2 separate regions of the Homo sapiens genome follow, and region 1 is linked to region 2. A link is a loop called in an ENCODE intact Hi-C map of the cell type or tissue named here. Cell type or tissue: Panc1. All regions are shown on one strand. Links, peaks and the distances in the headings refer to the core of each region. The heading gives the core; the rest is flanking DNA.

Region 1 (5,877 bases), core at 367-5,366, 370 kb after region 2:
TTGGAAGTCTTCATAGTCCAGGATCTCCATGGAGGGTCTCATGTCAATTTACCTCAATGCAAATATTTAAGCAAATTTTTAGGTATGTATAATAGGCAGAGAGAAAGTGATGAAAAGTGGGGTATATTTTTATTTTCCTCATTTTCTCTTTCTTGTTATCATTAAAATGAGTGAAATTGAGCTCTATAACATATTCACAAATGCTTATTCATTTTTTCAAAACTGTGCCTAGACTGTGTCCTTTCTCTGTGCTACTCTCGCCCAGGATCACTAATATTGCAGCAATTTTCACATACTTTTGTTAATAATTCCACATATCCACAAGTTGCTCAGAGAGACTTAAACATTCTATCCCCAGGACCATGACTTAAAGCAAGAAGTAGGTCTTCAGCCCCTGTTGTGAAATTAGTAAAAGAATAAATTATAAAATTCTGTTGATTTGGTATGCAAAAATTCCACTGGAGCCAACACAGAATCTGCCTTTTAAAAGTTACTTCATCCTCCTATTATTTACAATAGAAAAATCAGCCTATACTATAAAATATAAAGGAAGAAAAACTTAAAAAATATAAGGCTCATCTCTATTTTGTAAATGAAAGTCAGAGAGATAATTTAATATTTGAAAATTAACATCATGGGAAAATCATGAAAATAAGCTACCTAAAATATAATACTAAGGAATTTCCATTTTTATAATTTTACATAAGTTGCATTATTTTTAGTTTGTATTTCTAAGGACATTATCTTTCCAAATGGGAATACTTCATGCCTATTATGCTCCTGTTGCTTTTCTTTCTTAAATAATAAAATAAAGACTAAAGAATTACAAGAATTTTAAATGTTCAAGTATCAGAAGTTCATGTAATCCTGTGATCCAAAATTTCCACTTTTAGAAATTTACTGTAAAAAAATTTACATTAAAGTACAAGGATAGACAAATAGAATGATATTCAATGAGGCATTATTTATAATTAAAAAATAAAAATGTCTGTCTCTGAATTGATGGTATGTCTGTAATATAGCATTCCAAGGAATTAGATACTGCAACATGTACTTACATGGAATGGTCTCCAAGGAATCATGTTAAGTTAAAAACAAATGACTGCAGAACAACAATATGCAGAATGTAATCTCATTTTTTCTCATTACATACAACTAATAAAGCAAATGAACAGAAACACTATATTTTTAGGAGTGGTTATAGCTGGGTGTAAGAGTGGCATTAAGCAGAGGTATTCCTAATGAGAAATCCTAATTCATTCCATAAATGTCTGAAAAGTTAAAATTCTCTACAAAAAACTTTAAGCATGTATTCTAGGTTTAATTTTAAAACAAAATTCAAAGTAAGTAATAACCAAGAGAAGGTTAAGCCTGATTATTCTGAATGACCATTAAGTTGATTTTATTAACCCATAGAACTTATAAATTGGAAGTTTTTAATTTTTCTTCTTTTTTACAGCACCATAAACTCAGCTGATGGTCTTAATTTTGTGTATATTCATGTCTTATACACTAATTTTGCCATAATTAACGAGTTTGTTGTTCATAGAACTTTGGTCTCTATAGAGAGAAAAAAATCTCTTTCATTGCTAAGTCTGTCCTTAAAGGCCAATCAAGTAGGAACAAGTAGGGTCCACTGTCTGGTCTGCTGGTTCCATGCAGAGCTGAGAATTAATTCAGTTTCTTCTGAGGCTGTTGATAAAATCAATTTTTTTTATCCAAGTTTTACCACTTAAAAACAGATCCACAAACATTACCACATTTATGGTATTGAATTAGATTGAAGAAAGCTGGCATTTCAATGAAACCACTATACACAATTACCAAGCTTGGAAATCAGTAAAAAAGATTAGACTTCAGGTGTCTATATATAAATGTGTGTATATATCACACGTTACAGATTTTTATATCTATATCCACATAAAGTGTTTCTATGTATAAATAAATATTTAAGTACAGATTATACATAAACATGTATATATTATAAAGATTGTTATAGAAATAGGTATAAAACAATATAACATTCACTTCTAACATAAAAAAAATACCCAAAATTACTATTGACCACTGAGACAGATGTGGTCCCTGATAAATATCTTCTACCATGTTTTCTTTATATCCTTATCCAATGTACATATACAATCCTTCCTCTATATTTTTATTTTGAGGACACAGATTGATTTAATTGGAATTGTAATTGTTTGTTTAGAGTCAAGGCCTATCCATTCACACAAAAATGTAATTTTCTGGGATACAAGAAAGAAAGGCTTGATGTGTTATTGGTATTATCACAATGAATTATGGTGTACAAAATTAGGTAACCAGAATTAAAAGTCATCAATTATGAACATATAGTATCATTTTGCTTTCTTAAGTATCATGATGAAATTTAAAGTGTGTAATTACCATATTTTATAAAAATGTTTTTTATAATTGTTTCATTACACTGAAGAAAATTTTTATGCTTTTCACTCTTAATAATGATAATGGACAATATATAGCAATTTCATGACATAAACCAGAATTGTAATTTCAAAATTGCAATTATTTAAAATTCCCCCTAATATTTTTATCTTTAATATATTTAATATAAATTTATTTTTAAATGATTAATTTGTCTTGGTATGATATGAACTGCTCTACCACCATCTAGTGTTATAGAGTCACATTATTAAGCCTTATCTGCTATGAGTCCCAATATGTCTTTCTTGAAGCCAACAATCATGTCCCAAAATAAATTATCCAAAAATATTTGTTTTTACTTAATGGAAAGTGATGGAGGTGAAGGGAGGTAACTAGCTTACAAACACCTGCTGAAGAGATGTTCTGATCCAGAAAAGTCTGTTTCTTTTAGCACTATGGCACTGCAGTTAAAGCACATCTTACATAGTGCCACCAATGTCTGTCTACCCTGCAGTACCACCTTTGTTAGTCCAGGTACCTGTAAACCAAAGGGTCCCCAAAACCTCAGTCTCAAATATTATTGTTCTTGCTGTCCTTATTCTCCTTGCTCAGTAATTTTTTTCTAAAACCATAACATAATCCCCAGGTAGCCAATTTCCATCCAGCTATGGGAGCTAGACCCACCTGTAGCTCCAATGAAGCCCCATATTACATATTAAGTTAGAGCTGTAGTACTTTTTCTTCCTTAAGATCTTTGTTTAGTGGACATCTGCTCCTCTTTGCTAATCAGCTTAGGCAGAACCCCTCCAATCCTATCTGGTACACTCCAGCAGGTGTTCCTATTCAGATGTATGAGCAGCAGACACTAGAGTCTCCCTTCCTCCTGTGTCTGAGGAGCACTTTTACAAGTACTTGCAAACTCTTCCCAGAGAGCAGAGGTAAATTTACACTAAAAGATCCTGTGTAAATTGCAATTTGGTTATGAGAAACAAGGAAACCATATTTAAAATCTATAAGAGATTGATTGATTGGCTGTGTAATTGGAAGTACAATAAAATGAACTTTAGTGTTGCATGCCTTAACAAGTTAACTATATCAACTGCTTTCACATCATGGTCTAGGGACTCCTAGTAGCCATGAGGCCTTTTCTGGGGTCCATATAGTCAAGCATAGTTTTGTAGTAATACTAAAATATTTCTTGCCTTTTTCACTCTCATTGTCTCACTTGTTTACAGTGGAGTTCTCTAGAGGCTACATGACATGTGGTCTCTCAACTCATTGAATGCAGAAGCAGGTAGGAGAAATCACCCATTGTCTATTAAGCAAGATATAAAAGAGATTTGCAAAAGTGTAAAACAGTGCCACTCTTCTAATTTTATTTTTGTCTCTTTTAAATGATTTTCCTTTCACACAATTTATTTTTCATTAAAATGTTAGCTCATATCACTTGGTTATATCCCAGTCCAGGAAAATAGGTGTCTCCTAGCCTTTTTATGTATGACTAACAGGACAAACTAGTGATTCTATACAAGACCACAAAGTCTCAAAGTTAATCTTCAATACAATTGGCTGCTTTACTAGATTATAAAATAAATATGACTATGCATTTACTATGTAAATAAATTTTTTAATATTATGAATTCTTCTACCCTAAGGAATTCACAATAGTCATAGAGATCTACAATAATCATAAATATCTAGGTCTATTGCTTAAATATTGGAATGTCTTAAAATCTGGTAATCTCATCTACTTCCATGAATCCACCTGCCACCACAGCATCAATGATAACCCAAATGTCATCTCCAGCTCTGCCTTTTCTTGGCGTTTTATAATAGTAATTCCGAAATACACAAAGCTCTTCAATCTCAATCAATAAAGGCAATCAAAATACTAGCTATTATACATATTATTGTTGAAATTTTCAAGAGAACGTCAATTTACACTTGCCCAATTTGTTGATCAAATCTGCCCTTTCTATTCCATTATATATTTCTGTTATTTTGGACCATCATTTAGCAATGAAACAACTTGGTACCAAGAATCCTTTTTCTTCCCCAACACCTTCATCCATTGAATCGCTGAATCCTGTGGACTCTCAGACTCTAAATACCTCTAGCATTTTTCTCCCTTCTCTTCATTCCCAGGGCCAGCAGCCTAGCTTTTAATATGCTTTTAATTACTTTTTCTTGGATTACTGGGAATAAGCACTCTTTTAGGGGAACAAATGTGATTATGGCACTCACCTGCTTAAAATACTTTAATGGCTCCCAACTACTAGATAATATGGAATGTTCTTTTAAAAACCTTATTTTTATTTTTTGAGACAAGGTCTCTCTCTGTTGCCCAAGTTAGAGTGCAGTGGTGAAATCACGGGTCATTGCAGCCTTGATCTCCTGGGCTCAAGCAATTCTCCCTCCTCAGCCTCCCAAGTTGCTGGGATTACATGCATGTGCCACCACACCTGGCTAATTTTTGTATTTTTTTTTAAATAGAGATGGGATTTCACCATATTTCCCAGGCTGGCCTTGAACTCCTGAGCTCAAGCAGTCTGCCTTCCTCAGCCTCCCAAACTGCTGGGATTATAGGCATGCACTACTGCATCTGGACATAGAATTTTCCTAATATGTTATTCAAGAATTCCCTTAATGTGGTCCTTACCTACCTTTTCTGATATGAATATCACCTCTCCTATCATGTACCAGGCTATTTAATGACTTTGCACATGCAGTTCCTTCTGTCTAAAATTCACCTTTTTCCTTTGTGAGTCTGGCAAAGAACTACTAAGTAGTTAAACTTCAACTCAGTAATCACACAGTCTTTTAACAAATCCTTGAAATCTGGTCAAAATTAACCACTTCCTTTCAGTTTTCTAATATAGCACTTACCTCATTTCTGTAATATTTGATTTTCTTCTCCGTTGATAGAAAATAAGCTTGTAACAGAGAGTTTTATTCAGATTTTATGTTAATGGCATTGATTTGGTGCTTAGTAACTATTAAGAAGGCATAATGGCAAAGATTATGGCCATACCAAACATAAAGTTTAACTCAATCTTGGTTTATTTATTTACACCACTTTCCCCAAGTGGATTTTTAAGAAGGTTCATGAAAACAACAAACAGAATAGGAAGAAAGATATAAACTAAGACAAATTAGAAAATAGATTGTCATCTTGTGTGACAAGAGTAGGGTACTGTGAGAGATGTAAAGGAAAGAGGATGCTTCAAGGTGGAGAGATTAGCAGTCAATTTATGCTGAATTCAGAGAAGATAAAAACGTCTATTGGATGAAATAATCAGGCCACATAGTTTCCTATGATGAAGCAGTTTAAGTAAAGAAATAGGAAAAAATCCATCTCAAGGGATTAACAAACTACTGGGTGCTGAGAAATATAAGTGACAAGTACACACACACACACACACACACACACACACACACACACACACACACAAAACACAGAAATTACTGCATCAT
Region 2 (5,877 bases), core at 498-5,497:
CTGATGGGAAAGGAAATCAAATAATGAGAGCAAATGAGAAAAAAAAATTTCCAGGGCCTGCCTTTTGCTCTCCCTGTTGAGTCCAGGGCCACAAGTAAAGGCTGAGTTGTCATTCTCTTTTCCTTTAAAGCCCTTTTCAATATGAAGTTCTATGATTCTATGATTCCCAGTGATTATGGGGAAGAAACACTGAAGTAGGCGAGAGAGTAGGTTTTAACTCAGATTAGTTTATACGTTGTGGTACATTTTTAAACTGGACAATTCTAATTGAATTCTAATGTTAATAGCCCCATATTACCAGAGAATTATGGATTTCCCCAAAATGTTGCTAAGAGGTTGGGCATGGAGATCCGGGAGAGTGAGTGTGTAGGTAGTGGTAGGAGAGGACAAAACAGTAGTATTCTTCTGATTTTGCCTCCCACATTTGGCATATTCAATAAATAACTTACAGCTGTCTTTCTCTGTGACTCCGTTACAAATTTCTTAACAGCACGTAGGAGTTTAATATATAACAGTGCCTAACACAATGCTTAGCATCTCATTCGTTAGTAATTCCAATGCACTGAAAAAGGAAATGAATGTGTTGAATGTATTTTAGAGCTTCAGAATCTCCTCTCTCTCCTGTTTCTCCTCTTTTCTTACAACTGTTTTCCATATGCCACCCTTTAAGGCTACAGATCTCTATCATCACATAATAATCACCTGTAAACCAGAATCAGTATCTAATAGGCCTAGAGTAGTTTCAGATTTGATTGTCTGAAATTGAATCAGAATCTATATCTAATAGGTCTAGAGTAGTTTCAGATTTGATTATTAGAAATTGAAATCCTGTGCATTTATTTTGTGTAATACACCAGTTACAATGCCTTGAGACCCCTGCTACTAGGTTCCTATTAGATTCTTCCTTAAAGTTTCCCTATTGGGGGAACCTACCCCCAGTAGTCACATAGGTTCTTTTCTATTTTTCCCTAAGTGTCAGCTGGTCTGAGAAATAAAGGGACAGAGTATAAAAGAGAGAAATTTTAAAGCTGGGTGTCCGGGGGAGACATCACATGTTGGCAGGTTCCGTGATGCTCCCTAAGCCATAAAACCAGCAAGTTTTTAATTAGCAATTTTCAAAAGGGGAGGGAGTGTACGAATAGTGTGTGGGTCACAGAGATCATATGCTTCACAAGGTAATAAAATATCACAAGGCAAATGGAGGCAGGGCAAGATCACAGGACCACAGGACCGGGGCAAAATTAAAATTGCTAATGAAGTTTCGGGCACACATTGTCATTGATAACATCTTATCAGGAGACAGAGTTTGAGAGCAGACAACCAGTCTGACCAAAATTTATTAGGCGGGAATTTCCTCGTCTTTATAAGCCTGGAAGTGCTACGGGAGACTGGGGCTTATTTCATCCCTACAGCTTCAACCGTAAAAGATGGCTGCCCCCGAAGCGGCCATTTCAGAGGCCTACTCTCAGGGACACATTCTCTTTCTCAGGGATGTTCCTTGCTGAGAAAAAGAATTCAGCGATATTTCTCCCATTTGCTTTTGAAAGAAGAGAAATATGGCTCTGTTCCACCCGGCTCACTAGCAGTCAGAGTTTAAGGTTATCTCTCTTGTTCCCTGAACATCGCTGTTATCCTGTTCTTTTTTCAAGGTTCCCAGATTTCATATTGTTCAAACACACATGCTCTACAAATAATTTGTGCAGTTAATGCAATCATCACAGGGTCCTGAGGTGACATACATCCTCCTCAGCTTATGAAGATGATGGGATTAAGAAATTAAAGTAAAGACAGGCATAGGAAATCACAAGGGTATTGATTGGGGAAGTGATAAGTGTCCATGAAATCTTCACAATTTATGTTCAGAGATTGCAGTAAAGACAGGTGTAAGAAATTATTAAAGTATTAATTTGGGGAACTAATAAATGTCCATTAAATCTTCACAATCCACATCCTTCTACCATGGCTTCAGCCACTCCCTCTGTTCGGGGTCCCTGACTTCCTGCAGCATTTCCCCATCAATTTTTGAGTTCTCCTGGGTACTGCACCAAATTGACTTTAAGAACAAATCCTTTTTTATTCTCCACTCTCCTTGCTGCTTCCTTCTCTGCCTGTGACCCTCGCAAGGCCACCTCTCTGCTTCATTTTAATGTTCTTAACTCTTATTCTCACTTCCACAGTAGGCAGAAAGAAGCTGTTTTCCTTAAAATATAATCTATCTAAACTGAGATAAAGTATAAATGATGAAGAGTATTTATTTTAACTAATAAAAGAAAAATCTAAAATCCATTAAAAAAAAGGTGTGGATATTCTACTCAAGGACTTCATTATATTTTGTATGTAAACTGATACACTTTTCAGAAGATAAAGAAAATAAAGATTTTCATTAGTATTATTTTAGTATTACTTTATATTTTTGCTCTAACATTAATTTGTGTGAGCCTTGTGATGCAAATCTATGTTCACCTGTTTAATAGTTTTGTTAGCCTTCTTTTTGCACTTACAAAAAGCTTTAATTCACTTGATTTTTTTGGTGGTGGAATTGGCATACTCAAGCAATATCAGCAGCAAATCATCACTAGATGGCAGCATAACTCAATTCTTAAATACATTTCTACTGGTAATTTTTTTCTTATTAACTGGCATTTGTTTCAAAAACTTAAATGACGAAAACATTATACTGAAATAATATGTTAGTTGGTCTTAAATATTAGTTGCAAATAATCACACACAATCTTGAGAATAGGGCCAATGCATTTGTTTTACTCCAAGTAAAGAAGGCAATAGCTGTTTTAACTCTTGAAGTACATTATGTAATACTGAAGCCTAACAAGATACAGACTGAAATGCATGAATTTTGGAATCTGATACAACTGAATTTAAAACTGGCTCTGCTCTTTCCCTGTCGTAAAAATTATAAAATTTATTATCGTTGCTATTTTATCTATCCACCTCAGTTCTCAAATAATCTCTTCATAATTAGAACCTTTTGAAGCAGCATTTTCATGGGTGCATTTTAAGATTCTTTAATGTAAAATGTGAATTCTTTATTGATCTGTTCTACAATAATTAAATTTCTATAGTATCTACCATTTGTAGTATAAAAATTGAATTTCAATAATTCTAGCTTCATTATTTTATAAATGCATCATGTGAGTAAATAGTATTCTTCCACTTTATAAATGTACTTTGTTTAATTTGTCTCTCTCTCAATGCTCAGGCTAAAATGACCACACACTAGATGCTAGATAAATGCCTGTTACCCTGATTTGAAAGCGATCACTCACTGTGAAAGTGATTAATTTATTCAAGAATACCACCTCTTTACTGAATGAATAAACAGAGACTCAAGATTTTAATAGACTTTCATAAGGTCATGCAATTTGTTGAGGCAGAGCCAAGATTAGAAACAAATTATCTTCCTAATATACCACATACTGGCTCTTGTTTTGTTCATGATCATCCACCATGACCCCTAGAAACTTTAGACATAATTATTCCCTCCTTCATCCTTGCCCACAAAACTTAATCACAGATTCATGTCAAATCTATCTCCAAAAGCCTCTTGAATCCATCGCATTTTATTCATCCACATTTCCAATCTTTAGTGAGAACCTTTATTAAGTCACCTGTATAATTATGTTAGTATCTGAAATGATCTCCTGTTCCAGCCAGGGATTTCTACCATCTTACTATTTTCCTCCTTGAAATATTCTAGTTCACTTTGATGTAAATGGGAGTGTAAATCAGTGTGCTCTCAAGAGCATATTATTTTTAGTTCTCAAAATTTGTAAGAAGTGACCCACATCCTTACAATAAAGATAATGTGTTAATCTCAATATTTAAATGTCCTGGGGACTAAGTGGACACATCTCTTCATCTCATTAGAGATGTTTTATGTAACTAAAAATTTAAAAAATTGAAAAAGTAAGGAAGAAGAAGGAAAGTCGAGCTGCTTTTGTCTTCCTTTTGGCTTCCTTTTCTGCATCATTGAAACTTTAGGAGAAAGTTAGAAAACTCTTCTTTCACTGCACTGATACCTCTTGCTGAATCTAGTCAGAGATTGTGCCTCCCAGATGACAAGGGAGACAAAAGTGGAGTGATACATTTCATCCCGGGTATTATGCAGGTTCCCAATAAAACAAACAAAAAAAGGAAAACAATAAGTGGTCATCTCATCTAAAGACAGCAAAATCTTTCTAAATGAAAGCTTAGGATAATTGAGCTATAACACATGTCAAAATGAAAATTGCACCAAAGTCAAACAGGCCAGGAAGATTTTATTCAAGATGATTGTAATAGGAGAGAGAGGCCAGAACTCAGTTGGAACTCAACTCCAGTGAAACCCAGGGCTGGAGAGTTTTTAGGAGCTGAGGTTGAGGCTGCTGAGGTTGGGGGAGCTGAGGCGGGCTGCCCTTTGTCGGCTAATTGGCATTACCTCAGGGAAAAGCAAACTCTCTCATATTTTTATGACAGGAGGTACTTTTGCAACTTGGAACAAGGGGCCTTGCCTCCAAAGTTAGGCTCCTGCTTTCCCACAGAAGCTGGGAGACAGAGACACTATCTCTTTTGGTGATTATGGTTCAAAGAGGTGGCTCCCAGGTTCTTAGGAAAAACATTCCTGAATTGTGTAACTGGCAAGAGGCTTTTAAAAATACATTTCCGAGGACCAGAAAAGCAATTTAAAATTAAAAATCTCCTAAAGTAAACGCTCTAAGAAAAGGGAGGACAGAGGCCTAGAGTCAAGGAGCTAAATTAATTAAATTAATGTTTAATCAAGCTGAAGGGAACGGCAAGGTCTTCTTGGTCACAACTGATTATCAATACGCTCTCCAGCAGAAAGTCTTAAAAAGAGATGAAAAGAGCCTACCGTGAGAAAACAAACAAACAAAAACCATAACAAAACACAGTACTGCAATAAAGAACCATCATGCAACCCGAAGGGCAGATAATAGAGTTTAGCTGAATCTCTGCCCTATGTGAATTTTAAGAACAAATACAAAAACAAAAGTACAATATAGGCCTAAGAAAAATTACATCAAGGCAGAAAAGAAAACACCACCATGAAGACTTAGAGAAAATGCAGGCCTTTAGATGATTTAGTAAGAAACTAAAGAAAAATTTTAAAAAGTGCATCATTATGAATTAAGAAGATACAACTCTGATGAAATAGCAATAAGTATTCATAAAAGACTAATAGACAAACATCAATTCAAAATGTGAAAAATAATTGGATGAGAAGGATCTAACGAGCTATAAAATAAGCTAAAATAAAATATAAAGTAAATTATATATAAAGGTATTGATATTCCCTAATATAATACATTTCATGAATAGGATAAACAAAAACACTTAAAATAATAAATAATATTTATTAAGTGCTCTTTAAGTGTTAAAAGTCTTGATTTCTTAAAAAATCAATAAATTAAAGTGTTAGAAATACTGGAATATATATATTTAACATTATTAGAAAAAATAAGCCTAGGTCAATATGCCCTCATCCACTCTCACACATTTCTGTGTTTTTAATTATTTTGAGTTTCTTTTTTTTATTTTTTTGTATGTTTATCTCATTTAATAATGTTAGAGATTTCTCTTCAATTGCCTGATAATACTTGGCTGTTCCTTCATATTTAAGAATAGCACTATTGCAAACTCTGTGTGCATGAGTAGCCTTGTCAGCTAGTGGCCTTTCTTATAGGATCATCTGAATGAACTAGTTCAGGAAGGGTCTCCATCAGTAGGTGCGTTCTTACACTGTTCAGTTTTGCTTGAAATGAATTTTTAGTTCTTCTGACCATCAGGAGTTGGGATGAGGGAAAAAGGAAATGAGTAAAAGTAAATTCTTAATTATTCCTTCAGTTATTTTAGTATTCAGAG

What was found. Peaks named below come from ENCODE experiments on the same cell type or tissue, not always from the same donor. Only the 100,000 strongest peaks of a DNase experiment are listed, where the experiment ranks them.
Region 1: a loop joins it to region 2, with 2.3 times the contacts of the local background. A loop is called at or near these places in 10 of 110 quality-filtered maps.

Annotation. Positions count from the first base shown.
Region 1 is chr12:75,055,760-75,061,636 of GRCh38, forward strand. The region is part of intron 2 of KCNC2 (potassium voltage-gated channel subfamily C member 2); the gene reads right to left. Among named protein-coding and RNA genes, the nearest start is that of KCNC2, 150 kb to the right of the region's middle. In Panc1, for the core only: a CTCF peak has its summit at 2,791; no DNase peak of the experiment used is centred there.
Region 2 is chr12:74,686,678-74,692,554 of GRCh38, forward strand. No RefSeq gene overlaps it. Among named protein-coding and RNA genes, the nearest start is that of ATXN7L3B, 150 kb to the left of the region's middle. In Panc1, for the core only: CTCF peaks have their summits at 2,566 (motif pointing right) and 2,771; a DNase peak (open chromatin) is centred at 2,544; H3K27ac peaks cover 1,320 bases.